2 separate regions of the Homo sapiens genome follow, and region 1 is linked to region 2. Evidence: read pairs that join two places in POLR2A ChIA-PET (ENCODE). Cell type or tissue: PC-3. All regions are shown on one strand. Each heading gives the region's core, and the rest is flanking DNA. Links, peaks and the distances in the headings are about the cores only. Region 1 overlaps TRPC6 (transient receptor potential cation channel subfamily C member 6). Region 2 has its middle 81 kb from the start of CEP126.

The links. ChIA-PET counts read pairs that join two places held together with the same protein. Peaks named below come from ENCODE experiments on the same cell type or tissue, not always from the same donor. Only the 100,000 strongest peaks of a DNase experiment are listed, where the experiment ranks them.
Region 1: POLR2A ChIA-PET joins it to region 2 with 6 read pairs; 4 of 35 experiments call an interaction of 5 or more read pairs at or near these places.

The regions. Positions count from the first base shown.
Region 1 is chr11:101,456,039-101,471,295 of GRCh38, reverse strand. TRPC6 (transient receptor potential cation channel subfamily C member 6) reads left to right here. Exons shown (of 13, transcript NM_004621.6): 9 at 1-113; 10 at 1,795-1,869. Among named protein-coding and RNA genes, the nearest start is that of MIR3920, 56 kb to the left of the region's middle. RefSeq lists an enhancer at 4,889-5,572. In PC-3, for the core only: no CTCF peak of the experiment used is centred there; no DNase peak of the experiment used is centred there.
Region 2 is chr11:101,825,348-101,841,681 of GRCh38, reverse strand. No RefSeq gene overlaps it. Among named protein-coding and RNA genes, the nearest start is that of CEP126, 81 kb to the left of the region's middle. In PC-3, for the core only: no CTCF peak of the experiment used is centred there; a DNase peak (open chromatin) is centred at 5,951; H3K4me3 peaks cover 763 bases; H3K27ac peaks cover 1,052 bases.

The DNA.
Region 1 (15,257 bases), core at 1-8,000, 370 kb after region 2:
TGGTGCCGAGTCCAAAGTCCCTGTTTTATCTCTTACTGAAGCTTAAAAAATGGATTTCTGAGCTGTTCCAGGGCCATAAAAAAGGTTTCCAGGAAGATGCAGAGATGAACAAGGTAACTTAGCTTGATAAGTTATCATTGTATTCTTAAATTTTGTGACTACTGTAACCACTATGCCACATCCCTTTAAAGAGAAGCAGTTCCTGATGACACATCCATTCATTCCCATATGCAGTCACTTCACACAGCACAGTCCTTTGGCTTGTGTCTGTTCAACATGAGCACACTGGACATTTCCTACTTAAAAGAATGTAAGAAAAATTCATGAAATATAACTAAAATAATATGTTATCTGGAGTGGGTACTGAAAGAAGAACTATTCTGGGCTGCTTTTTTGCTGTTATGGCTACATGTCCCTCACTTTTCCTACAATTTATACAGCCCAGTAAATCGGCAGCAGCTTGTTATGACTCGGGGAGGGGGGGGGGGCGGGGCAACTTGATTAACTCTTAGATAGCTTCTACATTGAAAAGTTCAGAAATCAGTTGCTCACATAGAATTTGGGAGACCAGGCTTGGCAATAAGTAGTTCAAGAAAGAAAGAGCTAAGGACATTGATTGAAAACAGTAATCCCACAAGGTGATGCAATCTTTAAAAAAAATAAAAAGATTTAGTGCTTAGATGAGGCAGTAGGGCGATCACAGCATGTTCAGATATGTTTAGAGAACATGTGGAATTTGTGTCTCACTGGAGGTGGAAGGTGAGGGCTTATGCTATGCAAAGATCTCTGCTGAGCATTTAGACCTCTGTACTCAGAAGGAGCACTGAGATACCAGGTGTATCCAGAGGAGGAGGACCAGAATGGAACACATATGGATAAAGTGTCATATGAGGGAGGACTGAAGGAGCTGGCTGTTTCTTCTGAAAAAGGAAGATTGAAAGTGACTAAAAATATCTTTGTAATTTCCATCTTTAATTAGGAAGTACACTTGTTTTTCAAAAATGGGAAGAAAAGCAATGGGCCAAAAATTCAAATTGTTAAATTTTAATTCGATATAAGAGCAAACTTTTAATAAGAAAATCTGCCCAACAGAAGAATGGGCTGCCTTTAGAAGTAGTGAGCCTCCCACCATTGTAAGAAGTCAATAAATGCCAGATGGCTGACAGTGGGAATGTATTGAAGATTTTTCCTTCTTACACTGAGTGGGCAATTGGGCCAAATGATTATAAAGTTTCCTTGCAATAAGATTCTATCATTAAATAAAAGGAAAATGTTGTAATTCCTGCACTGTTTCCCATTTACTATTTAGGGTGCTCAAGTAAGTAGCACATTCTCTGAGTTCTAGTTTCCTCAACTGTAATATGTGAAAAAAATTATATCTACATCCTGAAGATCAACTCAAATAAGTATATAAAAGTACTTTGAGAATTTTAAAGCTTTCTTTAAATGTGATTATGATTAATTTGTGTAGGAATTTTGGAAAAAATACAATCTATGATATTCTTCCAGAAGTATAACTTACAGAACTCAGTGGATTGAGTGGCAAAAATTTCCCTTCCTTTATTTTACTTAATTAAATGGGTGGTTTACAGGTCTGGTTAGAACTGCAACCTGAGGGAATTCAGAGTCCAAAGGAAATGTCTAAGCAAGCACTTGCAAAGGGAAGAACCCCGTAAGAATATGTTTCTCTCATTAAAACTTGTTGGAGAATTAGACGAAATGGCTTTTAAAATACAGAATGAAGAGTGAAATTGGTTATGCAGTTATACTCATTTTACTATCTATCTTTAAAAGATAAATGAAGAAAAGAAACTTGGAATTTTAGGAAGTCATGAAGACCTTTCAAAATTATCACTTGACAAAAAACAGGTAAGCTCATATTTGAAAATATGAAGTCATGCACATGATCGGGCTTATCTTTTCAAAGAAAGGGACAGATGTTCAGAAGCAATTTTAGCAAGTAGAGAACAGACCCATTAAATAATTCAACTATTTTAACAAATCTCAACAATTCTGTTATTGAGAGGTAGAAATAAGCTATGTTTGATAAGCAAAAAAGAATAGCATGTACATTTAAGACATATACTAAGCACATATATATACTTATGGTGATGGAATAGAAGACTGGTGATATAAAGAAGGGAATATTCTGTCAGGAACCTGATGGAGGGTATGATTAACTTCACTCTTTGCAGCTCAGGTAGAGAGCAGGCATGGTCCCCAGTGCCTCCTAATTTGTCAATAATCAAGAAGCGATGGAAAAAGGCACTGTGGGACCTTAATGGCTATTGTGGTCGACACCGTGTATAATGAACAATGTACTCTAGAGATCTATCAGCTCCTTCACTGAGAGTAGCAAAATCCTCAACGATGAGGATGTTTCCTTTTTTGTGGCCTGTACATAGTAGGGCCACAATAAATGCTTGTTGCTGAAAAGAAATGATAAAGGAATGATTAGGAAAAGGGCAATGTATCAGGTAAGACCTGCATCCAATTACACATAGTAATATAAAATCCAAATCATGGTGGTTTAAACAAGACATTTGCTTTTCCCCTGTCTCATTTAACTCCCCAGATTTATGCAGTATGGGGCTGTTACCAGGCAGGAGTTTCTGTGATTCTCCTGGATTTTTTGTCATAGTCAGATTCAAGAGGACAGCTTTACTTTCAGCTATTATACCCACTTTTCAGGCATGTAGGAGTAAGGGCAAAGGAAAAGTCGGGGATGCTAGCTGAATCTGCCACCACCTTTAGAAGAATCTCCCAACAATTTCTGTTGTTATATCTCATTGACCAGAACTATGATATATGGCTATCCCATGGAATACAAATGACAAGGAGGGAGACCATTTTTTTGTTAAGCTGGTTATGTTACCTCCCCCAACAACATAGGAATCCTCTTAAGGCCTATCTGATATCCAACCTCCCAGCTTCCTTTCTAACCATCCCTTCCACTAGCATGTCAACCATCGCCCATTACAAATCAGAAAACAAAGGAGAGCTTTAGGTAAGGGGAACCCTAAGCCATTAGCCCTAGTTAAGATTAGGAATTTTGATTGGGAAGAAATTCCAAAAAACAATATTACAGGTGAGAAGGGCTGCAGTGGGAGGTAACATGTGGATGAGAGACCTGTGCATGAATTCTGTGAGCCCTGCCACAGCAATGGGGCCGCATGGGCTGAGAGTAAGACAGCAAGAAGGCAAGTGGAAATCGTCCCTGGTCATCCAAGAGAGTCAGCAGATTAGGGTCATTGCAAATTGGCACATTCTTGCTGTTCAGACAAGTTTTGTTTGGCTTGCCTATCCAGGTGAATCTAGATTGCATTTAAAAATGATTCCAATAAAGGAAATTTAAGAAATGGAAAATAAGGTATTTAACAGAGCTACAAAGTCATTTCACTCTAGAAAGGATAGTTCAGTGGTTAGGAGGCTAGTGTATGGGGGTCAACAAGCCATAGCCCTCAGGCCACATTTAGTCTTCAGCCTGTTTTCAGACTGAGAGTTAGATATTTAAAAAAAATTACATTTCTAAATAGTTGTTGTGAAAAAAATAAGGATATGTGAGAGAGACCATATGTGGCCCACAAGTCCTAAAATATTTATTATCTGGCTCTTTACAGAAGAAGCCTACCACCCATGTTCTCATAATGATGGTTATCATGAATAGAATACATAGGAAACACGGAATTAAGTTCAAATATTTTGTGAGCAATTTCTGCCATTCTAATGCATGCCTGTGTGTGTTGTACTTAAAATGTTGTCTCATTAAGACTCTTTACTTGTTCACAGGATGTAGGCAGTAATCACACCAACATCCAAATGTTCTTTTGAATATTAAATTACTTAATACTATAAAGTTCTGACAACAGGGCCTGGCACATAGTGGGTATGTAATAGCTATTTATTATTTTTATTGCTATTACTAGAGAGCAGGAAGAGTAAGTATACTACATAATTTGGTAGTGATATTAATCCAGTGAGGACAGAGAAATAATACTAGGCCTAAAAGCCCTATAAAAAGAATGCAAAAAATAAAGAAGGGGTCCAGTTAAAAATCATAAATGGGCATATCTAGAAAAAAATAACTTGAAATAAATGAAGTAGTGAGTGGAAGAAACAAAAACAGGATTGCTGGCAAGATGGCCGAATAGGAACAGCTCTGGTCTGCAGCTCCCAGCAAGATCGACGCAGAAGGCAGGTGATTTCTGCATTTCCAACTGAGGTACCCAGTTCATCTCATAGGGACTGGCTGGACAGTGGGTGCAGGCCACAGAAGGCGAGCTGAAGCAGGGTGGGGCATCGCAAGGGGTTGGGGAATTTCTCCCCCACCCAAGGGAAGCCATGAGGGACTGAGCCTGAGGAACCGTGCATTCTGACCCAGATACTGTGCTTTTCCCATGGTCTTTGCAACTCACAGACCAGGAGATTCCCTCTGGTGCCTACTCCACCAGGGCCCTGGGTTTCAAGCACAAAACTGGGCGGCTGTTTGGGCAGACACTGAACTAGCTGCAGGAGTTTTTTTTGTTTGTTTGTTTTTTCCCCATACCCCAGTGGTGCCTGGAATACCAGTGAGACAGAACCATTCACTCCCCTGGAAAGGGGGCTGAAGCCAGGGAGACAAGTGGTCTGGCTCGGTGGGTCCCACCCCCACGGAGCCCAGCAAACTAAGATCCCCTGGCTTGAAATTATCGCTGCCAGCACAGCAGTGGTCTGAGATCAACCTGGAATGCTTGAGCTTGGTGGGGGCAGGGCCATCCACTATTGCTGAGGCTTGAGTAGGCAGTTTTACCCACACAGTGTAAACAAAACGGCCAGGAAGTTCAAACTGGGCAGAGCCCACTGCAGCTCAGCAAGGCCACTGTGGCCAGACTGCCAGATTTCTCCTCTCTGGGCAGCAGATCTCTGAAAGAAAGGCAGTAGCCCCAGTCAGGGACTTACAGATAAAACCCTCATCTCCCTGGGACAGAGCACCTGGGGGAAGGGGCGGCTGTGGGCACAGCTTCAGCAGACTTAAACATCCCTGCCTGGCGGCTCTGAAAAGAGCAGCGGATCTACCAGCACAGTGTTTGAGCTCTGCTAAGGATCAGACTGCCTCTTCAAGTGGGTCCCTGACCCCTGTGTATCCTGGAAGGTGCCCCTTTGGGACGAAGATTCAAGAGGAAAGAACAGGCAGCAATCTTTGCTGTTCTGCAGCCTCTGCTGGTGATACCCAGGCAAACAGGGTCTGGAGTGGACCTCCAGCAGACTTGTAGCAGAGGGGCCTGACGATTAGAAGGAAAACTAACAAAGGAATAGCACGTCCACTCAAGAGACCCCATCAGAGGTCACCAACATCAAAGACGAAAGGTAGATAAATCCACAAAGATGGTGAGAAACAAGATGGTGAGAAACCAGTGCAAAAAGGCTGAAAATTCCAAAAACCAGAATGCCTCTTCACCTCCAAAGGATCACAACTCCCCACCACCAAGGGAACAAAACCAGACGGAGAATGAGTTTGACAAATTGACAGGAGTAGGCTTCAGAAGGTGGGTAATAACAAACTCCTCTGAGCTAAAAGAACATATTCTCACCTGGTGCGAAAAAACTAAGAACCTTGAAAAAAGGTTAGAGAAAGTTCTAACTAGAATAACCAGTTTAAAGAAGAACATATATGACCTGATGGAGCTGAAAAACACAGCACGAAAACTTTGTGAAGCATACACAAGTATCAACAGATAAATCGAACAAGCCAAAGAAAGGATATCAGAGATTGAAGATCAACTTACTGAAATAAAACATGAAAACAAGATTAGAAAAAAAAGAATGAAAAGGAATGAACAAAGCCTCCAAGAAATATGGGACTACGTGGAAAGACCAAACCTACATTAGATTAGTGTACCAGAAGGTGACGGGGAGAATGGAACCAAATAGGAAGACACTCTTCAGGATATTATCCAGGAGAAATTCCCCAACCCAGTAAGACAGGCCAACATTCAAATTCAGGAAATACAAAGACCACCACAAAGATACTCCTTGAGAAGAGCAACCCCAAGACACATAATCATCAGATTCACCAAGGTTGAAATGAAGGAAAAAACTTAAGGGCAGCCAGAGAGAAAGATTGGGTTACCCACAAAGGCAAGCCCATCAGACTAACAGCAGATCTCTCTGCAGAAACCCTACAAGCCAGAAGAGAGTGGGGACCAATATTCAACATCCTTAAAGAAAATAATTTGCAACCCAGAATTTCATAACCAAACTAAGCTTCACAAGTGAAGGAGAAATAAAATCCTTTACAGACAAGCAAATGCTGAGAGATTTTGTCACCACCAGGCCTGCCTTACAAGAGTTCCTGAAGGAAGCACTAAGTATGGAAAGGAAAAACCGGTACAAGCTGCTGCAAAAACATACCAAATTGTAAAGACCATCGACACTATGAAGAAACTACATCAACTAACAGGCACAATAACCAGCTAGTATCATAATGACAGGATCAAATTCACGTATAACAATATTAACCTTAAATGTAAACAGGCTAAATGCCCCAATTAAAAGACACAGACTGGCATATTGGCTAAAGAGTCAAGACCCATCAGCATGCTGTATTCAGGAGACCCATCTCACATGCAAAGACACACATAGGCTCAAAATAAAGGGATGGAGGAATATTTACCAAGCAAATGGAAAGCAAGAAAAAAAAAGCAGGTGTTGCAATCCTAGTCTCTGATAAAGCAGACTTTAAACCAACAAAGAACAAAAGACAATGAAGGGCATTACATAATGGTAAAGGGATCAATGCAACAAGAGACCTAACTATCCTAAATATACATGCACTCAATACAGGAGCACCCAGATTCATAAACCAAGTTCTTAGAGGCCTACAAAGAGACTCAGACTCCCACACAATAATAGTGAGAGACTCTAACATCCCAATCTCAATATTAGACAGATCAACAAGACAGAAAATTAAAGATATTAGGGACTTCAACTCAGCTCTGCACCAAGCAGACCTAATAGACATCTACAGAACTCTCCACCCCAAATCAACAGAATATACATTCTTCTCAGCACCACATTGCACTTATTCTAAAACTGACCACGTAATTGGAAGTAAAACACTCCTCAGCAAATGCAAAAGAACAGAAATCATAAAAAATGGTCTCTCAGACCACAGTGCAGTCAAATTAAGAAATTAACTCAAAACCGCACAACTACATAGAAACTGAACAACCTGCTCCTGAATGACTACTGGGTAAACAATGAAATGAAGGCAGAAATAAAGATGTCCTTTGAAACCAATGAGAACAAAGACACAAGGTACTAGAATCTATGGGAAACATTTAAAACAGTGTTTAGAGGGAAATTTATAGCACTAAATGCCCACAAGAGAAGGCAGGAATGATCTAAAATTGACACCCTAACATCAAAATTAGAAGAACTAGAGAAACAAGAGCAAACAAATTCAAAAGCTAGTAGAATACAAGAAATAACTAAGATCAGAGCAGAACTGAAGGAGCTAGAGACACTAAAAACCCTTCAAAAAAATCAGTGAATGCAGGAGCTGGTTTTTTGAAAGGATCAACAAAATAGACCACTAGCCAGGCTAATAAAGAAGAAAAGAGAGAAGAATCAAATAGATGCAATAAAAAATGATATAGGGGATATCACCACTGATCCCACAGAAATACAAACTGCCATCAGAGAATACTATAAACACCTCTACACAAATAAGCTAGAAAATCTAGAAGAAATGGATAAATTCCTGGACACATACACCCTCTCAAGACTAAACCAGGAAGAAGTTGAATCCCTGAATAGACCAATAACAAGTTCTGGAATTGAGGCAGTAATAATAGCGTACCAACCAAAAAAAGTCCAGGACCAGATAGATTCATAGCCAGATTCTACCAGAGGTACAAAGAGGAGCTGGTACCATTCCTTCTGAAACTATTCCAAACAATAGAAAAAGAGGGAATGCTCCCTAACTCATTTTATGAGGTCAGCATCATCCTGTTACAAAAACCTAGCAGAGACGCAACAGAAAAAGAAAATTTCAGGCCAATATCCCTGACGAACATTGATGAGAAAATCCTCAATAAAATACTGGCAAACCGAATCCAGCAGCACATCAAAAAGCTTATCCACCATGATCAAGCCGGCTTCATCCCTGGGATGCAAGGCTGGTTCAACATACGCAAATCGATAAACGTAATCCATCACGTAAACAGAACCAATGACAAAAACCACATGATTATCTCAATAGATGCAGAAAAGGCCTTCAACAAAACTCAATAGTGCTTCATGCTAAAAACTCTCAATAAACTAGGTATTGATGGGACGTATCTTAAAATAATAAGAGCTATTCATGACAAACCCACAGCCAATATCATACTGAATGGGCAAAAACTGGAACCATTCCCTTTGAAAATCGGCACAAGAGAAGGATGTCCTCCCTCACCACTCCTATTTAACGTAGTATTGGAAGTTCTGGCAAGGGGATTCAGGCAAGAGAAAGAAAGAAAGGGTATTCAAATAGGAAAAGAGGAAGTCAAATTATCTCTGTTTGTAGATGACATGATTGTGTATTTAGAAAGCCTCATCATCTCAACCCAAAATCTCCTTATAAGCAGATAAGCAACTTCAGCGAAGTCTCAGGATACAAAATCAATGTGCACAAATCACAAGCATTCCTATACACCCATAACAGACAGAGAGCCAAATCATGAGTGAACTCCCATTCACAATTGCTACAAAGAGAATAAAATACCTAGGAATGCAACTTACAAGGGATGTGAAGGACCTCTTCAAGGAGAACTACAAACCACTGCTCAAGGAAATAAGAGACGACTTAAACAAATGGAAAATCGTTCCACGCTCATGGATAGGAAGAATCAATATCATGAAAATGGCCATACTGCCCAAAGTAATTTACAGATTCAATGCTATCCTCGTCAAGCTACCACTGACTTTCTTCACTGAATTGGAAAAAACTACTTTAAACTTCAAAGGGAACCAAGAGAGTCCACATAGCCTAGACAATCCTAAGCAAAAAGAACAAAGCTGGAGGCATCACGCTCCTGACTTCAAACTATACTACAAGGCTACAGTAACCAAACAGCATGGTACTGGTACCAAAACAGATACATAGACCAATGGAACAGAACAGAGGCCTCAGAAATAACACCACACATCTACAACCATCTGATCTTTGATAAACCTGACAAAAACAAGCAATGGGGAAAGGATTCCCTATTTAATGGTGATGGGAAAACTGGCTAGCCATACGCAGAAAACTGAAACTGGACCCCAAGTGAGTTTCCTCACTTGTCATTACTACAGCCTCAAAGGGTCATTAAATTAATGAAATAACATACCTAGCAAGGAACATGGTAGGAAGTATATTTTGCTACTCACATGCCCGTTTCTTCCTCCCATTCCTCTTCCTTGGTGAAATCATGTTGGTCATGGTGTGTTAACCAATCTCCCAGACCAGGAAGAGGCAAACTAACTGATGAAGGTGTGGGTTCTGGAAGATAGAGCCCATGTCTTAGTTTAACTCTGATCCTTAATACTTCTATAGTTTTGGTACCTGCAAATGTCTGTGGAAAGAAAGAATGCGTGAATGTACAGAAGGAAAGGTGTACAGACAGAAAGATAAAGGGGAAAATGTTACTGAAAGAATATGAAATAGCTTACCTCCAAAAGGTATTCAACTCAAAACGTTTTATTTTTATTTCATTTTAGTTTTTGAGACAGGGTCTCTATCACCCAGGCTGGAGTGCACTGGTGCCATCATGGCTTGCTGCAGCCTGGACCTCCCAGGCTCAGGTGATCCTCCCACCTCAACCTCCCAAATAGCTGGGAGTGCAGGTGAGCACCACCACGCCTGGCTAATTTTTAGTATTTTCTGTAGAGATGGGGTTTCGCCATGTTGCCCAGGCTAGTGTTGAACTCAAACTCCTGGACTCAAGTGATCCACCTACCTCAGCCTCCCAAAGTGCTGGGATTACAGGCATCAGCCACCGTGCCTGGCCCAAACAATTTTATAATTTGCTAGGACATTTTAGTAAATTCTTTTGTTTGTGTGAAGTAAATTATCTGCACATATCACATAAGAAAACTGGAGTAAGGTGAAATGATTTAATTTCTCAAAGCCTTCCCTAGTTAGTGGATATATTCAGAAAAGAATTCAGTCATTCCTGGTGACATATTGTGTGGTCCCAATCATTTTTAACATGTGTACCAAGCACTATATAATTAAGTCTATCTTACCAGTTTAACTTCACTCTATGTATTTTAAATATTGAAATGCTTAAAGGAAAAAGAAAGGGGTGACATTTCAGCTAGTAATGTTATTGTTGTGTTATAATTGACAATATGGCCCATTATGTTTTCTTACGGATAAGAGGTTATGAATTATTAGTCTCAAGAATAACAGTGTCCCTCTCCAAAACCTAAATATTCATAGCAACCCTTGGGGTTGACATATACAGGCAACTGACTTCTTTTTTATATTTATTTTCATTGTTATAAAATATATATAGCATAAAATTTACCATTTTAACCATTTTTAAGCATATAGTTCAGGAGCATTAAGTGCATTCACAATGCAGACTTCTGATTCTTAATTGAATATTCCAAGGAGATGGTTATGGCTCTTTTCCTTTCCACCTAACTCCCATTTATGATCTACAAAATGTGTGATATGACAAAATTGTTTTACAGTTTTGCAAAGGGCATTTCAATTAAATATCACACACATACACAGTCCACCCTCCATGTCCATATGTTCTGCATTCACAGATTCAACCAACTACAGGTCAAAAATATTAAATAAAAACATCAAAAATAATATGATCATAAGAATAATACAAATTTAAAAAACAGTAGAGTATAACAATATTTATCAGTTACATAAAATTATATCGAGCATTGTAAGTACTAGAGATGATTTAAGTTATACCAGTGGCTATGAGTAAGTAAGTTATATGGAAATAGTACACCATTTTTTATAAGGGGTCTGGGCATCAGTGGATTTTGGTGTGCTCAGAAGGAGGGTCTTGGAACCAATCCCCCATGGATACCAAGGGGTACATGTACTGACTTCATATAATATACAGTTGACTACGTATAACATATATAATGGATTAATATGAAGATATAAAATTCACCATGTTTGATCAATATTTTATATTCACTGCTTTTCCTTCCTTATCAAAACTGCACTTTGGAAATTGATAGAGTAACAGTATTGAACTAAGTACTCAGAAGATTGAGATCTTATAATAAGTGTACATCTCTGCCCCTTCAGCAATTCATTTAACTTCTCTGAACCTTAGTTTCCTCATCTATAAAACAGAAATAATCAAGTTGTACAACCCATCACACAAGCATATTGGAAAGATTAAATTGGTACTTTGAAAATCGTAAACACTACGCAAATGTAATATACTCATATTATAAAGAAATGGCTCTTGTTGTTATTTGGTTTTAAAAATCTCAATAAATTTTTTGCAAAGATAGGTCAGTGTAATTGGCTCTTATATTTTTCCAGTAAGAAAATACTCATCCTGAAAGCATGAAGGATGTATAATAAGTCACTGGACAGATAAGAGAAAAATTAAAATAAAATCAAAATGCCTTTTCTTTATGATAGAAAATATGGTATCTATCAAATGAAATAATTTTATTTTCCCTGTAGCTTCTCTAAAAATGTGGAAAATTAAAATTTAACCATCAGCAAAATGTATATTATATATTGTAAATGAGAGTTACACTTTTCAATAACACATATTTTAATCATAGCTTAAAACAAACTGTTTAGTATTTTAGAAATACTAAACCTGTGATGTCTGACCTCAGTTGTGAAGTCTGGAATAAAATGTTGATTCCACTGTCAGTTTAACAATCTAGAGAGCCTTTTGTGTAAGTGTGTCTTCTGGCAGCTACAGAGATGTGCCGTTCCCTGTTGGGCTGACTGACTTTCCCAGACAATCGTCTTACCTCTCCCCCTTTCACAGGTGAGCAGAGCCTCACAGTGGAGAGGATTTCTCCGCCTTCTCCCGTTCCACTTCCCTTTATCTCTCATAGGTATAATCCTGGGTACATCTCATACTTCCAACTCAGTCTTGGCATTTGATTCTTGGAGGCTTAAATCAACACAAGTATCTCTTTTCCCCTGCCATATGAGCTTGTGGTGAACAAAACTTGAGACACATTTCACATGGCTTGGTTTTACGACATACATTAAACTGTATTCCTGAGAAGATTTTTTAAGGCAATCATTTATATTTCAAATAATTTTTGCCCATTGCTAATGAGATGGTTTGGCCCTAGTGTATGCATACTAAGAAAAACTCTCATGGTTCATTCTTTCCTACCCAACTCATATGGCTTATGCTTAATCTTTTTCATAACATCTATATCTAAGATGGTAAGTGAATTTCTGATTCACTCAGGTCTTCTCTCTCTGACCTCTTGAATTTTAAAGTATTTAGTTAGCTGCACAAACACTGCCTTCACATCTGCTCCAGGTGCACCATAGATGTCAGTAGGATGAACCATATATAAAAATACATTTTGAAACAAGGTAAGCATACTTATTCATTATCTCTGACCGTATCCTTTAACTCTAAAGGTCACTGACTGGTGGTTGCTAGCATTAGCTTTTCAGATAATAAGCAGACCTATTCATTATCTTCAGTCATATCCTTTAACTCTAAAGGTCACTGAGTTTGGTGGTTGCTAGCATTAGCTGTTCAGATGTACAGTCTGAAAGGATAGCATAAATTAAAAGTTGATCTCTTCCATAGTCTATTACATGTGTAAACCTCAAAATGCCAGATAACTTCTTGAATAACTGCCCTGTTCCACCTTCTGAACAGATCACATTCCAGTTGTCGTCTTAGGGCAGGTTTTTAAACCATGTAGGGTAGAGCTTAGGAGGTTATAATGCTCATCTGAATGCGTGAATCACTGACTATTTCATTCCCTGAAGGACTTAGTCATGGACTTGGGCACATCAGTAAAAAGTAATATTTGGCAAAATATCTCTAGGATGAATTGACTACAGACAGTCCCAGACTTACCGGAGTTCAACTTCATGATTTTTCACCTTTATGATGGTGTGAAAGCAATATGTGTTCAGTAGAAACTGTACTTCAAAGTTTGAATGTTGATTCAAATTTTGTATAATAACTTTAATATAAAATAGGTTTTGTGCTAGATGCTTTTGCCCAACTGTAAGCTAAGGAAAGTGTTCTGAGTATGGTTAAGGTCAGCTAGGCTAAGTTATGATGTTCAGTAGTTAGGTGTATTAAGTGCATTTTCAACTTACTTACAATGGATTTATCATGACGTAACCCCATCATAAGTAAAGGGGTATGTGTAGATTAAAGTTAACCATGAAATAGACCTAAAGCCACATAGTAGATATTTATCTTTCTGTAAAATAATAGCTCTTGACAATTATAGAATGTCCAGTGTATTTCAAACTATATATTCTCTATACCCCATCTCTTTAATTCTTGCAATAGCTCTGGAAGGTAGGTAATATTATTTTCCCTATTCTGTATCTGAGGATCCCAAGGATATAGAGGTGAAATGATTTGCCTCAAGTCCCATTTCAAACAAGTGACAGAGCCTGAATTTGAACCAACATCCACTTGATTCAGAGCAATATGTTTATAAGCACTGTATAACACAGCTTCATTTCATATCTGCATTCACTGCTGACTGAATATATTGTCCATACCTTTTCAGTTCATTGCTCTGTTCCCAGCTGCAGGACATTTACTGCTTGTGGGAAATAGGTGACTCCATGAACTGTTCCTGTATCCAGCAATATAAGAAACTTTAAAGACTTAAAATTACTTGTTCTTTTTAACGAATTAGAAACAAGTTATTAGTATTGCTCACTCTAATCCTAAAATGAACCTACAAGATGAGAAATGTTAATATCAAACTAATTATTAGGAAATGAAAAAGAAAATGAATAAAGAATGCATAAAATGTGGTAGAAGGTATTAACAAAGGGGGCAGGCAGTGGTTCATTCAGAATTGGAGAGAGTGTTTATTTCCATATTAGGAACAAAGCTTGCATCCAGTCCTTCTTGCTTGTAGTCAACAAGCTTCCCACTTCCAACCTCTATGACAGTATACATGTTGGCACCATCTATAAATACCCAAATCCCTAAGCTTTAAATACTATTCAATTTTCAAATTGAATTTTCTTTTATGTACAAACGTGTTGCAGACTTGGATTTCCAGACATTAAATAATTGTACATGGAAACAATTATATATTAGGATTTTCTGCCACCAAGTGGTAATAATACTTCCTTGCACCATTGGATAGGTTTACTCTTCTCTGTATCATTAAGTTTTTTATGAAATATTTACTGAATTTCTATGATGTATTAGAAACTGACTAGAATTTTTTTCTGAAAATAAAATATGTTATATATGCATCCAAAACTTGGTATTTAATACTTAGAAAAAAACTAGACCCATAAAAATGCTTCATGTGAGTTTATATTTAGTTTTATGCCATTTAACTATACCAGTGATTCTCACCCAGGGGTGATTGTGCCCTCCACTCCTAATCTGGTGCCTTTGATAATACCTACAGATATGTTTGGTTGGCACAATAGGGGGTGGTGGGAGCTGTGACTGGCATCTAGTCTGTAGATTAGAGGCCAGGGGTGCTGCTAAGCATTCCATAATGCACAGGAGACCACCTACACCAAAGAATTATCTAGCCCAAAATGTCAATGGTGAGTTAATGAATAGATGGTAAATAAATCAGAGACATGATGGTTATGAGCCTGCCCTTACCTGCATGCTTTATCATAATGGGCTTAGTGGGAGCTTCACACTGGTCTTCACCTTTTATGATGTTCTTAAGGCATAAATCATAGTTTCAAAGCCAGGGTTCCCATTATATTATTTAAGATGTTATGTGGAAGTTTTTATGCATTTCACAAATTCATAAATTAGTGGGGCTTGAATGATAGAAACTAGGTAGACCACTTCCTTCATTGTCAGACAAGGTTATAGAAAGTTGAAGCATCTTGCCTCTGTTCCATGGCTAGCTTGTGGCAAAGCCAGATGGTATTTATCCTTGAGGTTCCCTTCAAGTGCTCGTTTTGGGAACCTAAACTGCCTCTCTTTGGTTAATTTGATGAATTATGTAATTTATCAGAGTGGTTTTAAAATTCAGTATAAGTAAAATTATATGGACACTAAAATTTTTAGAGTGAGTAAAAGAAAAAGGAAATA
Region 2 (16,334 bases), core at 2,929-10,928:
CAGAAGTTGGGTTGGCACAGATCGCTGGAGACCAGAAGCCTCACGTTGGCTCCCTATCTGATGGCTGTTTCTTTGGAATTGGAATGTATAAGTGGGATTGATATACAGAGCAGTTGGAGTAACCACCACATTTGGCCCTTGGACTTTTGGGGAGAAGACCAAGTGGGGGCCTCTGAAACTGCATGGATTCCTTGGCATCCTCTACCTTCTACCAAGATAGCTAAACAAAAAGATTACATCTGGCATCTCAAGAGATATGATAGAGATTAATACCACCTTTAAAGATCGTAAGGATGCAGGAGTGTTGGTCCTCATCTGTTTAATTCTCTTGTTTTTCATCCATAGATGCTGATAGATGCTGATAGATCCTCAAGAAAGATTATAGATTACCATAAGTTTAACTAAGTATTAGCCCTGATTGCTGCTGCTGTGTTGGGTGCGGAATCATTGGTAGAGATAGTTAATAAAGGCTTAGGTACATGGTAAGCAGACAGTGATTTGGCAAATGTGTTCTTTTTTACCCCAATCAGAAAAGAGTATCATAAACTGTTTGCATTCACATGGAATTGGCAAAAATGTACACAATAGCTTTGTCCCAGGGCCTCCTCTGTCACAATGTAGTCGGAAGAGATTTGAACCTTGTAAACACTCCACAGGAATGTTTATAGGCCTTCCCCCAAAAAAGGCCAAGGACCCGGTGTGGTGGTTACTCCAGCTGCTCTGTATATCAGTCCCATTTATGCATTCCAATTCCAAAGAAATAGCCATCAGATAGGGAGCCAACATGATGCTTCTGGTCTCTATTTACACTGATGACATCATGTTGATAAAGTGAGATGAGCAAGATGTGGATAGCACAGTGGAGTCCATGATAAGAAATTTGCATTCCAGAGCATGAAAGATAAACCTTTCAAAGATTCAGTAAACTACCACTCAAGTAGAACTTTTAAGGGTCCAGTGGTCAGGGTCATGCTGGGATGTAAGTGTAAGATAATTAGCTGCATATTGCCTCCTTAATCACTAAAAAGAAGCACAGTATCTGTTAGCCCTCTTTGAATTCTAGGGCAACACATTTCATACTTAGCAGTTATATTTTAAGCCAAATACAGGGTGACCCAGACATCTTCCAGCATTTAGTAGGATCTGTGTAGGATATGTATTTGCAGCAGGTCCAGGCTGGGTACAATCAGCCCTGCTGCTTGGGTCATGAGTTAGCAGACCCTGTGGTTTTGGAGGTATCCATTGTGGGAAAAGATGCAGCATGGGGTTTATGGCAAAGCTCAGTGGGAGAATTACAATGTAGGCCTTGAGTGTCTTCAGCAGGACCATGTTTTCTGCAGTGGAGATTTTTATGCCTGTCAAGAAATAGCTCCTTCTGTGTTACTGGGCCCTGGTGAAGAAGAAACATATGACCATTTTTTTTCACCCTATGACCATGCTTTCAGAACTGGCTATTATAATCTGATTCTGTTGGACCTACCAAGTTGTAACATTGAGTGGGCCCAGCAGCAGTCCCTCTTCAGATGTAAATGGCACATCCAAGCTTGAGCCCAAGCTGGACAAAAGCACTTGAGTCAGTTATGTGAGCAGGTACTCCAGATCATCACGTCAATTTCAAGGTTGGCATTGGCACCATCCTTTAGCTTGTACCTACGAATTATGAGTTCTGCATAATAAGTTGATGGAGGAGAACTGATTGGTTTGTGAATTGGTTGTATTGGTAAATGGGTACAATCTAAAAATGAATGGCAGGTACTCTTTAGCCACACTTATGGGTGAACTTGACATACAGTGGCAGGAAAAAAGTTCCCTGATTGTGGAACTTTGAGCATCAAACTTGATTATTACCTTTGTGTGGAAAAAGTGGCCTGAGGTGAGAATATGAATATATGTATGTGTGTATGTACATACATGTGTACATACTCCTTGACACTAGGGAATGATCTTGCTGGCTGGTCAGAAGCCTAAAAGGAAAAGAACTGAAAGATCGTATACAAGGGAGTGTGTGATGGAGACATGTGGATGGACAGATAGGATTGGGTGTGAAGTGTGAAGATTTTTATATCACATATAATGCCCACCAGAAAATGTGTCCATTGCAGAAGAGACAATGAATAACAAAGTAGATCAAATGTTTTGATCAGTTGGCATTAGCCAGCCTTGTCATTGGTCACCCTGAACTGGAAGGGTAGGCACATAAATGGAGTGGCCATTTATGTGGGCAGGGATGGTGGCTGAAAATGGAATCAATGGTATGACTTTCATTTACCAATTACTCCATGAATGCATACGGAGAAGTGGATCTGTTCAGAGCTGCAGTGGTTAGTGGCAGCCATGGAGGCTCATTGCTCAGAAATTCTTTTAAGGAAAAAACGTGCTAATTAGTTGTGAGGAACATAACTTACAGTCCCTTCTTATGGATTGTCAGGGTATTTGAGCTACAGACACCATCTCTTCCCAGGCAGCCCCAACCAATGACTGGGCTTTGTGAGGACAAAAGGGTTTGACACTTCCTGTCCAACAAGACTCTTTTTTTTTTCCTTTTTTTAATTATTATTATACTTTAAGTTTTAGGGTACATGTGCACAATGTGCAGGTTAGTTACATATGTATACATGTGCCATGCTGGTGTGCTGCACCCATTAACCCATTATTTAGCATTAGGTATATGTCCTAATGCTATCCCTACCCCTCCCCCCACCCCACAACAGTCCCCAAAGTGTGATGTTCCCCTTCCTGTGTCCATGTGTTCTCATTGTTCAATTCCCATCTATGAGTGTGAACATGCAGTGTTTGGTTTTTTGTCCTTGCGATAGTTTACTGAGAATGATGATTTCCAATTTCATGCATGTCCCAACAAAGGACATGAACTCATCATTTTTTTATGGCTGCATAGTATTCCATGGTGTATATGTGCCACATTTTCTTAATCCAGTCTATCATTGATGGACATTTGGGTTGGTTCCAAGTCTTTGCTATTTTGAATAGTGTCACAATAAACATACGTGTGCATGTGTCTTTATAGCAGCACGATTTATACTCCTTTGGTTATATACCCATTAATGGGATGGCTGGGTCAAATGGTATTTCTAGTTCTAGATCCCTGAGGAATCGCCACACTGACTTCCACAATGCTTGAACTAGTTTACAGTCCCACCAACAGTGTAAAAGTGTTCCTATTTCTCCACATCCTCTCCAGCACCTGTTGTTTCCTGACTTTTTAATGATCGCCATTCTAACTGGTGTGAGATGGTATCTCATTGTGGTTTTGATTTGCATTTCTCTGACGGCCAGTGATGATGAGCATTTTTTCATGTGTCTTTTGGCTGCATAAATGTCTTCTTTTGAGAAGTGTCTGTTCATATCCTTTGCCCACTTTTTGATGGGGTTGTTTTTTTCTTGTAAATTTGTTGGAGTTCATTGTAGATACTGGATATTAGCCCTTTGTCAGATGAGTAGGTTGTGAAAATTTTCTCCCATTTTGTGGGTTGCCTGTTCACTCTGACGGTAGTTTCTTTTGCTGTGCAGAATCTCTTTAGTTTAATTAGATCCCATTTGTCAATTTTGGCTTTTGTTGCCATTGCTTTTGGTGTTTTAGACATGGAGTCCTTGCCCATGCCTATGTCCTGAATGGTAATGCCTAGGTTTTCTTCTAGGGTTTTTATGGTTTTAGGTCTAACGTTTAAGTCTTCAATCCATCTTGAATTAATTTTTGTATAAGGTGTAAGGAAGGGATCTAGTTTCAGCTTTCTACATATGGCTAGCCAGTTTTCCCGGCACCATTTATTAAATAGGGAATCCTATTTAATAGGACAAAAGCACTTGTCCTATTATTCCCCATTGCTTGTTTTTCTCAGGTTTGTCAAAGATCAGATAGTTGTAGATAAGTGGCGTTATTTCTGAGGGCTCTGTTCTGTTCCATTGATCTATATCTCTGTTTTGGTACCAGTACCAAGCTGTTTTGGTTACTGCAGACCTGTAGTATAGTTTGAAGTCAGGTAGCGTGATATCTCTAGCTTTGTTCTTTTGGCTTAGGATTGACTTGGCAATGCGGGCTCTTTTTTGGTTCCATATGAACTTTAAAGTAGTTTTTTCCAATTCTGTGAAGAAAGTCATTGGTAGCTTGATGGGGATGGCATTGAATCTATAAATTACCTTGGGCAGTATGGCCATTTTCACAATATTGATTCTTCCTACCCATGAGCATGGAATGTTCTTCCATTTGTTTGTATCCTCTTTTATTTCATTGAGCAGTGGTTTTTAGTTCTCCTTGAAGAGGTCCTTCACGTCCCTTGTAAGATGGATTCCTAGGTATTTTATTCTCTTTGAAGTAATTGTGAATGGGTGTTCACTCATGATTTGGCTCTCTGTCTGTTATTGATGTATAAGAATACTTGTGATTTTTGTACATTGATTTTGTATCCTGAGACTTTGCTGAAGTTGCTTATCAGCTTAAGGAGATTTTGGGCTGAGACAATGGGGTTTTCTAAATATACAATCATGTCGTCTGCAAACAGGGACAAACACCTCTATGCAAATAAACTAGAAAATCTAGAAGAAATGGATAAATTCCTCTACACATACACTCTCCCAAGACTAAACCAGGAAGAAGTTGAATCTCTGAATAGACCAATAACAGGATCTGAAATTGTGGCAATAATCAATAGCTTACCAACCAAAAAGAGTCCAGGACCAGATGGATTCACAGCCGAATTCTACCAGAGGTACAAGGAGGAACTGGTACCATTCCTTCTGAACCTATTCCAATCAATAGAAAAAGAGGGAATCCTCCCTAACTCATTTTATGAGGCCAGCATCATCCTGATACCAAAGCCAGGCAGAGACACAACCAAAAAAGAGAATTTTAGACCAATATCCTTGATGAATATTGATGCAAAAATCCTCAATAAAATACTGGCAAACCAAATCCAGCAGCACATCAAAAAGCTTATCCACCATGATCAAGTGGGCTTCATCCCTGGGATGCAAGGCTGGTTCAATATATGCAAATCAATAAATGTAATCCAGTGTGTAAACGGAACCAAAGACAAAAAACCACATGATTATCTCAATAGATGGAGAAAAGGCCTTTGACAAAATTCAACAACGCTTCATGCTAAAAACTCTTAATAAATTAGGTACTGATGGGACGTATCTCAAAATAGTAAGAGCTATCTATGACAAACCCACAGCCAATATCATACTGAATGGGCAAAAACTGGAAGCATTCCCTTTGAAAACTGGCACAAGACAGGGATGCTCTCTCCCACCACTCCTATTCAATATAGTGTTGGAAGTTCTGGCCAGGGAAATTAGGCAGGAGAAGGAAATAAAGGGTATTCAATTAGGAAAAGAGTAAGCCAACAAGACTCTTTTACCACGAGTCTTTGCTTAGAGCTCCTAATGAGCTTTCCAGAGCTGTACCTTGATCTGAGGCTTTTCCTACCCAATGCTCCTTTTCTCTCCCTTTCTTTTCACAAGTTTTAGAACTGTATCACTCTCTGAAGATTTTCCTTGCCTACTCCTGCTCCCTTTCTGCTTTATTTTTCATAGACACTACCTCCGGTGAGTCTCTTTCCCTTCTATTTTCTCCTGGGTATCTGCTTCCTGGAGGACCCAATAAATGCAGAGACTTTTCAGGTTTTCATTATTGTAACAAGGAATACAATTTTAATCTTCAAAATACATAAATTTGAATAATTCTGTTCTCTATTGTTTGGATTAAGCATATTATTACATGGTACATTTTCACCCTAAATCTGAAATGTACCGAGTAGAGGCATACCTTGGAGATATTGCAGATTTAGTTCCAGATCACTGCATAAAACAAATCTTGCATTAAAGTGAGTCACAAAAATTTTTTAGTTCCTAGTGCATATAAAAGTTATGTTTATACTATAGTTTATTAAAAGGGCAATAGCATTATGTCTATAAAACAATGTACATACCTCAGTTAAAAATACTTTATTGCTAAAAAATGCTAATGATCATGTGAGTCTTCAGTGAGTCATAATTTTTTTGTTGGTGGAGGATCTTGCCTCAGTGTTGATGGCTGCTGACTGATCAGGGTGGTGGTTACTGCAGGTCGGGTGGCTGTGGCAATTTCTTAAAATAAGGGGACAATAAAGTTTGCTATATCGATTGACTTTTTCTCATGAAAGATTTCTCTGCAGTGTGTATGCTGTTTGACAACATCTTACCCATAGTACAACTACTTTCAAAATTGGAGTCAATCTTCTCAAACTCTGCTGTTAGTCTATCAACTAAATTTATGTAATGTTCTAAATCCCTTGTCATTTCAACCACGTTCACAGCATATTCATCAGGAATAGATTCCGTTTCAAGAAATCACTTTCTTTGCTTATCTATAAGAAGCAACTCTTCTTCTGTTCAGGATTTATCGAGATTGTAGCAATTCAGTCACATCTTCAGGCTCAGCTGCTAATCCTAGCTTTCTTGCTATTTCCACCACATGTGCAGTTATTTCCTTCTCTGAAGCCTTAAACTCTTCAGGAGCTAAGATTCTATGAGGGTTGGAATCAACTCCTTCCAATCTCCTGTTAATGCTGATATTTTGACCTCTTCCCATTAATCATGAATGGTATCTAGAATGGTAAGTTAATTCCAGAAGGCTTTCATTTTACTTTACCAAGATCCATCAGAGGAGTCACAATCCATGGCAGCTATATAAAATGTAGCTATATCATAAAATGTATTTCTTAAATAGTAAGACTTAAAAGTTGAAATTACTACTTAATCCATGAGCTGCAGAATGGATGTTGTTTTAGCAGGCATGAAACCAACATGAATATTTTTGTACATCTCTGTCAGAGCTCCTGGGTGACTAGATACATAATCAAAGAGCAGTGATATTCTGAAAGGAATCTTTTTTTTTTTTTCTGAGCAGTAGCTTTCAACAGTCATCTTAAAATATTCAGTATATCTTGCTATAAAGAGATGTGCTATAATCTAGGTGTTGTTTTTCTATTTACAGAGCACAGGCGGAGTACTGACTTAGCATAATTTTTAAAGATTTTTAGAATGGTAAAAAAAATTGGGTTTAACTTAAAAGTCACAAGCTGCATTAGCCCTTAACCAGAGACTCAGCCTGTCCATTGAAGCTTTCAAGTTTTGATGCCTTGAAGAGAGGCGTTGACTTTTTTTGTCTAGCTGTAAGTCTTACATGACATCTTCTTCCAATAGAAGGTTTTCTGTCTACATTGAAAATCTGTTGTTGAATGTAATCAGCTTCATCAATTATCTTAGCTAGATCTTCTGGATAACTTGCTGCAGCTTCTCCATCAGCACGTACTGCTTCACCTTGGACTTTTATTATAAAAATGACTTCTTTCCTTAAACCTCATGAACCAACTTCTGCTAGTTTCCAGCTTTTCTTCTGTAGTTTCCTCACCTATCTCAGCCTTCACAGAGTGCAGAGAGTTAGGGCTTTGCTCTGGATTAGGCTTTGGCTTGAGGGAATGTCGTGGCTCATTTGATTTTTTATTTAAACTACTAAAATTTTCTTCACATCAGTGATAAGGTTGTTTTGCTTTCTTATCATTCGTGTTCACTGGGATAGCACTTTCCATTTCCTTCAAGAACTTTTCCTTTGCTTTCACAACTTGGTTAACTGCTTGGCACAAGAGTTCTAGCTTTTGGCCTGCCTTAGCTTTCAGTATACGTTCTTTACTAAGCATAATTATTTCTAGCTTTTGATTTAAAGAGAGAGAGAGGCATGACTCTTTCACTTGAATACTTACAGGCCATTGTAGGGTTGTTAATTGGCTAGTTTCAGTATTGTTTTGTCTCAGGTAATAGGAGATCTGAGGAGAGGGAAAAAGATGGCAGAATGACCAATTGGTGAAGCAGTTAGAATACATACAACACTTATTAAATTCCCTGCCACAAATAGGCTTGGTGTGTGGAGCCCCCAAACGATTACAATAGTACAAACAAAGATAACTGGCCCCAGATCACCATAACAGATAAAATAATCATGGAAAAGTTTGAAATATTGCGTGGATTACTAAAATGTGACAGAGATACAAAATGAGCACATGCTGTTGGAAAAATGGCACCAAAAGACTTGCTTGATGCAAGAATGCCACATGCCTTCAATTTGTAATAAACATAAAATCTGTGAAGCACTATAAAGTGAAGCACAATGAAATGAAGTCTGCCTGTATTTACGTAAATCATTCACAAAACTATATTTGAGCATGTCAACATAACATCTTAGTATAACAATTCTACAAAGTGGTAAATTATGACATTAATTATGATATAAATTCCTACTAGTTAAATGTGTCTCTATTCTATGACATATCCAGATAATACAGACAGATGTGTCAAGTAGTAAAAATATCCAATGATTGTAGAGTGCATCATGGAAACTTTAAATGCAGCCTCAATGTAGTTTGAATGTATTCATGAATCTTTTGCTATATGAATGCTTGACTTAATAGGTACTCCATAAGTATTTGGTGAATGAATGAGTGCATAAAATAATTGGCATATAGCAATTGGCCAAACGAGATTTCTTAGAAGTGTTAATGTAGAATCAGATTTAGATTTTTTTTACTGAAATTATGTAATAACTTGACTAAAATTCTGTAATAATTATAAATCATTTTAAAATAGTAATTTTCAGCATAATTCATTCAGTAGCCATTTCACACAAATCTGTTTGCCTTTGGTTCCAATTATCATGGCTTTTTCCCTTACTTTCAGGTTGTTTCTTACTATTTCCTATTAGTAGTTTCTTACTATTTCCTATTAATGTTAGATTCAGCATACTGAATTATCCCTCATCGATTTCCTTACTGCCTGCCCCACTTTAATAAGTAGTTCTCTTTTAAAAATATCAAGTTCATTTCATTCACCCCCTTGGAGTATGATATCCATTTCTTGCTGGGACCTTGACTTATTTAATACTGAATGGAAGCAGAGCAGCCAGAAAAGATCCCAATATGCTGTCAGAAAAGATAATGACAAAAGGGCACCTGTTTTTAACAAAGTCCAGATGGAAGGACTGTTCACATTCTACCAAAGTATTAAGATTGGTAGAATGATCCAAGGCGAGGATTTTAAGACATATGGCAAAGAAACTTCGTGGAGAAATTCTGTAGGAAAGTGTTGACATAGTATAGCAAGTCAGGTTTTCTGGAAGTAGTTATAGCGAGAAAGTTTAGAATGTAAGATATGTATTAGGGGTCAACATCAATGAAAGGAAGGAAGAGGAAGCAGGATTAGGTAGAGGAAGAAATTGAGTCTGCCTTACAGTTCAGAAAAATTGTGGCTAACACAAAGGGGAGCACCGGAACAAGTACTGTCTATCAATACAGCCTAGGTCAACTCAAAATAATTGGGCCTCGTTCAGTCATGGGATGCAGGCTGCCCCAGGAGAAACATGACCTTGGGGTAAGTCAGCTCTTTTAGGGATTGTCTTGGCTACAGAAAGCTGGGAGGCTGTGTGTGGACAATATTCTCCATAGCTGGCTAGCATGTCCTTACTCAAAGGGGGATTTGGTGGGGATGGCTAATCTCTATGTCTGCATGCATGCATAAAGAATGTTGGCAGTCTTTGGTGTCTAGCATTGTCTCTCAGCTGCCATTTTTTTTTGAGTTAAAATCTGTTGTATGTAAATTATAAGTGTGCAGTTCAATGTGTTTTGACAAATGTAAGTACCCTTGTAATAAAAGAATTCCAGATAAGATATAGGACGTTTTCATCACCCCCGAAAATTTCTTCTTTCCACTTCCTGCTCAATCCTTTATCTTTTATATATTGTTTACTTAGTCCAATATGATGTTTTTGAGATTCATACACTTGTGTATTTTGGTAGTTAATTTTTATTGCTGAGTAGTGTTCTATTGAATGAATGCACCAAAATTTGTCCATTCTACCTACAGCTGATAAACATTTGATACTTGTTTTATTGTATTAATTTTTAAACTTTTATGAATAAATTAGTAATGGATAAACACGTATAAGAATTTTTGTGGACACAAGTTTTCATTTCTCTTGGGTAAATATCTGCAGAATTGTTGTGCCATATGGTAAATGCATGTTTAACCTTGTAAAGAAACTGCAGAATTATTTTCAAGTGGTTGTATGAGTCTGCATTCTCTAGAAGGGTTATATGTCTGTCTTTCAAATTTAGATTTCTTGATTTATCTCAAATTATTATTTTTTGCAATTTATCCTTATTCTTTTTTTGGTTAAGCTTAGACCGAATTTATAAGCTATACTTTTTTTTTTTAACAATAATTTCAACTTTTATTTTAGATTCAGGAGATACATATGCAAGTTTGTTACCTGAGTATATTATGTGATGCTGAGGTTTGGGGTATGATTGATCCTGTCACCAAGGTACTGAGCATAGTACCCAATAATAGTTTTTCAACTCTTTCTTCCCTAATTCCCCGCCTAGTAGTCCCCACTGCCTATTGTTGGCATCTTTATGTTCTTGAGTACCCATTTTTTAGTTCCCAGTTGTTAAGTGAGAACATGCAGTATTTAGTTTCCTGTATCTGCATTAATTCATTTAGGATAATGGTCTCCAGCTGTATCCATGTTGCTGCAAAAGACATGATTTTTTAAAGTGGCTGCATTGTATTCCATGGTGCCTATGTACCACATTTTCTTTATGAAATCTACAGTTGATGGGTACCTAGGTTGACTCCATGTCTTTGCTGTTGTGAATAGCACTTTAATAAACATATGCATGCATATGTTTTTGGTACAATGATTTATTTTCTCTTGGCTGTATACCCAGTAATGGATTGAATGGTAGTTCTGTTTTAAGTTCTTCGAGAAATCTCCAAGCTGCTTTCCACAGTGGCTGAACTAGTGTACATTCCCACCAACAGTGTATAAGCATTCCCTTTTCTCCACAGCCTCACCAGCATCTGTTGTTTTTTTACTTTTAGTAATAGCCATTCTGACTGGTGTGGGATGGTATCTCATTGTGGTTTTAATTTGCAGTTCTCTGATGATTAGTGATGTGGAGCATTTCATCATGTTTGTTGGCCACTTGTATGTCTTCTTTTGAGAAGTGTCTGTTCATGTCTATCATCTATTTTTTAATGGGGTTGGTTTTTGCTTGTTCAGTTGTTTCAGTTTCTTCTAGATTCTTATAGATGGTAGGTTATTGTCAGTTGCAGAGTTTGTGAATATTTTCTCCAATTCAGTAGGTTGTCTGTTTATTCTGTTGATAGTTTCTTTTGCTCTATAGAAGCTCTTTAGTTCAATGAGGTCCCACATGTCAATTTTCATTTTTGTTGCTTTTGAAGACTTAGTCATAAATTATTTCCCAGGGAAGATGTCCAGAGTGGTGTTTCCTAGGTTTTCTTCTAGGATTCTTATAGTTTGCAATCTTGCATTTAAATCTTTAATCCATTTTGAGTTAATTTTTATAAATGGTGAAAGAGAGGGATCCAGTTTCATTTTTCTGCATACAGCTAGCCAACTATCTCAGTATAATTATTGAATAGGGAGTCCTTTCTCCATTGCTTATTTTTGTCAATTTTGTTCAGGATCAGATGACTGTAGGTGTGTGACTTTTTTCTGGGTTCTCAAATTTGTTCTGTCAGTCTATGTGTCTGTTTTGTACAAGTACCATGCTGTTTTGGTTAGTGTAGCCTTATAGTATTGTTTGAAACCGGGTAGTGTGATGCCTCCAGCTTTGTTCTTTTTGCTTAAGATTGCTTTGGCTATTCAGGCTCTTTTTTGGCTCCATAGAATTTTATTTTATTTTTTTAAATTTATTTTTTATTTCAATAGGTTTTTGGGGAACAGGTGATGTTTTGTTACATGAATACGTTCTTTAATGGTGATTTCTGAGATTTTGGTGCACCCAAGCAGTGTACACTGTACCACATGTGTAATCTTTTATCCCTCATCCCCTCCCACCCTTTCCCCTGAGTCCCCAAAGTTCATTGTATCATATCATTCTTACACCTTTGTGTCCTCATAGCTTAGCTTCCACTTATAAGTAAGAACATATGATGTTTGGTTTTCCATTCCTGAGTTACTTCATTTAGCATAATAGTCTCCAGTTTCATCCAGATTTCTGTGAATGCCACTATTTCATTCCTTTTTATGGCTGAGTAGTATTCCATGATCTAGATATATAATGGAATATATATATATATATATATATATAAACATTTTCTTTATATCTAAAAGGTGTTCAAACCTACCAGTATTTAGAAATTCCCCAAAACAGATATAATTCATCATTATTTGCAGAAAACAAATAGAATTAAGAGTCATGCTGTGTGAGTATATGTGTGTGAGTTTCTTTTTAAAAGTGCTTTAGATTGAGGATCTGTAGACTTTTTATTAAAGGTCAGGTTTTTAGGTTAGGTTTTTTTTGGCCATTTGGCCTCTGTTGTAACTCCTCAATTCTGCCATGTTAGTCTGAGAGCAGCCATAAACAATACATAAATGAATAGACATAGCTGCATTCCAATAAAGCTGTTTTACAAAATAGACACTGGCCCACAAGCTGTAGTTTGCTGACCCCTGCTTTAAATAATATATAGATTTGACATAAAAATTTTAAATATCATAATGGTTTATATGATGTGTCGACTTGACTGGCCACAGGATGTTCAGATTAAACACTATTTCTGGATGTGTTCATGAGTGTGTTTCCAGATGATTAGCATTTGAACGCATGGATTCAGTAAAGCAGACTGCCCTCCGCAATGTGGGTGGGCATTAGTCAATCAGTTGAAGACCTGAATAGGACAAAGGTAGAAGAAGGATGAATTTGTCCCTTTTTGCTTCTTGCTTGCTGCTTGAGATGGAACATCTCATCTCATCTTCTTCTGCCATAGGACTGGGATATACATTACCAGCTCCCTTGGTTCTCAGGTATTTGGACCCAGATTAAATTACACCACTGGCATTCCTGGGACTTTGGCTTGCAGACAACAGATCATGAGACTTTGCAGGCTCCATAGTCATGTGAGCCAATTCCCCATAATACAATAGATATTAGTACCAAGAAGTGAGAGTGCTGCTGTAATAAATGCCTAAAAATGTGGAAGTGGCTTTGGAACTAGGTGATGGATAGAGGCTGGGAGAATTTTGAGATGCATCCTAGAAAAAGCCTACACTGTTGACATAAATCATTAAAGATGATTCTGGTGAGGGCTCAGAAATAAAAGAGTAGGGCTGCAGAGAAAGCCTCATACTTCTTAGAGAATATCTAAGTAATCATGACCAGAATATTGATAAAAATATAGATGGTAAAGGCCATTCTGATAAGGCCTTAGATGGAAATGAAGAAGATATTATTGGAAACTGGAGGAAAGGTGATTCTTGTCATAAAGTGGTGAAGAAGTTGGTTGAATTATGCTCATACTCCAGTGCTTTATGGAAGGTACAACTTGTAAAGAATAAAATTGGATATTTAGCTGAGAAAATTTCTAAGCAGTGTTTAAGGTACAGCTTAGCTTCTCCTAACTGCTTACAGTAAAATGCAAGAAGAGAAAAAATGACTTCATTTTTAGTTAATTACTTGCTTTTGTTAAGGAAAAATAAAGGCAGTAAAAGATTGGAAAGATTTTTGGCCTATCCATATTGTAAAAAATGAGAATACTAAGGGTGTGGCCAAACCACCATTTGATAAAGAGATTAGTATGGATCAGCCATCTCAGTAGAAGTCAGGCACTATTCTTCAAAACTGTGGAAGAACGACTTCAAAGGTGATTCAGAGATCATTAGGGTTGCCACCATCAACACAGGCCCAGAGGATATGGGCCTGGAAGTTATGGCTGCCTCCATTTATGTTTCAAAGGACAGGGCTGCCTGAAGCTGTAGGGCTGCAATTCTAGCCTGGAGGGAGCTGCTGCTGGGGCAGGGCCATAGCAGAAAGCTGTGGCATGGGTAGGGCCACCACAGAGACTCAGGGCTTGTGTATTACCCCACCAAGCCAGGGGTGTGATGCTGTTGCCCCAGTGGGTCTAGAGAGTGAAGCATTAAGCTGAAGAGGATTATTCTTAAGCCTTAAGATTTAATATTGTTTGCCTTGTTAAGTTTTTGACTTATTTGAGGCCCATTACCCCTTTCTTGTTTCCTATCTCTCCCTTTTGGAAAGAAACTGTCTGTTCTGTGCCTGTGTCACCATCATATTTTGAAAGCAGATAAATTGATTGGTTTCACAGGTTCACAACTAAAGAGGAATTTGCCTGTGGATGAATCATACTTTGAGTTTCATCCATATCTGATTTAGATGTTATTTAGATGAGACTCAGGACTTTAGAGTTGTTGCTGGAATGAACTAAGACTTTTGGGGCTGTTAGATGGAATGAATGCATTGTATATATGAGAAAGACATACATTTTGTGGGCCTAGGGGTGAAATGCTATGGACTGAATGTATCTTCCCAATTTATATGTTGAAATCCTAACCCCTGATGTGATGGTATTAGGAGGTAAGGCCTTCGGGAGGTGATTAGGCCATCACAGTGGAGCCCTCAGGACTGCGATTACTGCCCTTAGGAAAGAGACCCTGGAGAGATCCCTCACCCTTTCTGCCATGTGATGACACAATGAGGAGATGGCCATCTATGAACTAGGAAGTGGGCCCTCACCAGACACTGAATCTGCCAGTTCCTTGATCTTGGACTCTCTACCCTCTAGATTGTGAGAAATGCGTGTTTGTTGTTTAAGCCACTCAGTATATTATAGTTTATTATAGCAACCTGAATGGACTAAGACAAACATTAATTCTCATTAACTATATTATATGTTGTTTTTATTTTTCCTCTTGGAACAATTTTAAGTGGTGTAAAAACAGAAAAAAAAGTAAACATTAACAAAATGAGTGTCCCTCACGTACCTCCCCTCTCAGTTCATAATTTACTTGATCTCTGGGGAATAGTGAATCTCATTCTTTTACCTCATAAAGTAAATATAAGAATTAGAATATCTCCAAATTTCAATGTAATGAAGTCCAAGTAAATAATTTTACTGTAGCTATACCTAAATGTGTCTGTTAGTTTTTTCCAAACAGCTGTGAAATCCTCAAATCGTTTGTTTCTGGAAGGCATTTTTAAAAATTCCCTTCTTAAAATATAGGCAAAATGGTTTTGTCTGATTTGGGAATTTGTCGCACTGTGAATATAATGCTGCATTCCATAGAACTGTCTCAGGAAGAATTAGAAAGCTATCTTATTACCTCATCCTTTGGTAGGTCTTCTTGGTTCTCCTTCCATCCTTTGTTCAGCCAGGTACAAACAATTTGAGGGAAGCCATCTCTAGGCTGAGTAAGGTGTTGGAAGATGGACAAAAAACCACCCCCAAGACCCCAAACTGAAAAAAACCAGGAAAGATTTGCTTCTCAACTTCTTTATTTTTATTTATTTATTTTTGAGACAGGGTCTTGCTCTGTTGCCCAGGCCAGTGTGCTGTGGAGCGATCACAGCTCACTGCAGCCTAAACCTCCCAGGGTCAGGTGATCCTTTCACCTCAGCCTCCCAGGTAGCTGGGACTTACAGGTGTGTACCACCATGCCTGGCTAATTTTTGTATTGTTTGAAGATACAGGGTTTCACTGTGTTGTCCAGGCTGATCTCAAACTCCTGAGCTCCACTGATCTGCCAGATCTGGCCTCCCAGAATGCTGGGATTACAGGCGTGAGCCACCAAGCCATCCTTATTTTTATGGCAGAGAAAACAAAAACCTGGACAAGGTGAAGGAATTTGTCCAGAGAAGACAGAGATTTCTCTTGGTCCCTGATTATTTGGATTCTTTTACTGTATTGAATTTATTCTATTTATATTCTTCTTGATTATGTTTTTGTTTTTAAAAATGGTTCTGACCTGACACAAACTTGAAGAGCATTTCTAAAATAATGACGCACAACTTAAGATGCCCGTGATTGGAAAGCAATGTTTTGTTGTGAGGAGAGACGATGTGGCCTTCCTGGTTGCAGGCGCATCTGCAGTTTGTGCTGTATTGCTCAATGCTGTAATATAAAGTTCATCTGTTCTCTGACTTCCAAAATGCAGTGAACCAAGGCCAGAAAGCATGAAAATATTTATTTTAGCATTGTCTTATAAATAAAAGTTAAATTTATTCTTTTTTCTGAAGTTTAATATAGTGTGTATTACATTTCAATCCATGCTAATTATAAAATATTTGACCACAAAAATCTAGCAACTTATAATTAACAGATTTAATGACATGGTCATACAATTTTAGAGTGGAAGGGACTCCATAAATCATTTATATTGGTGGTTCTGATATTTTTTTGGATTATGGCTCCCTGTGTTCATCTTAAAATATTGGAATCTATTCTCCAGGACAGTATACATGTTT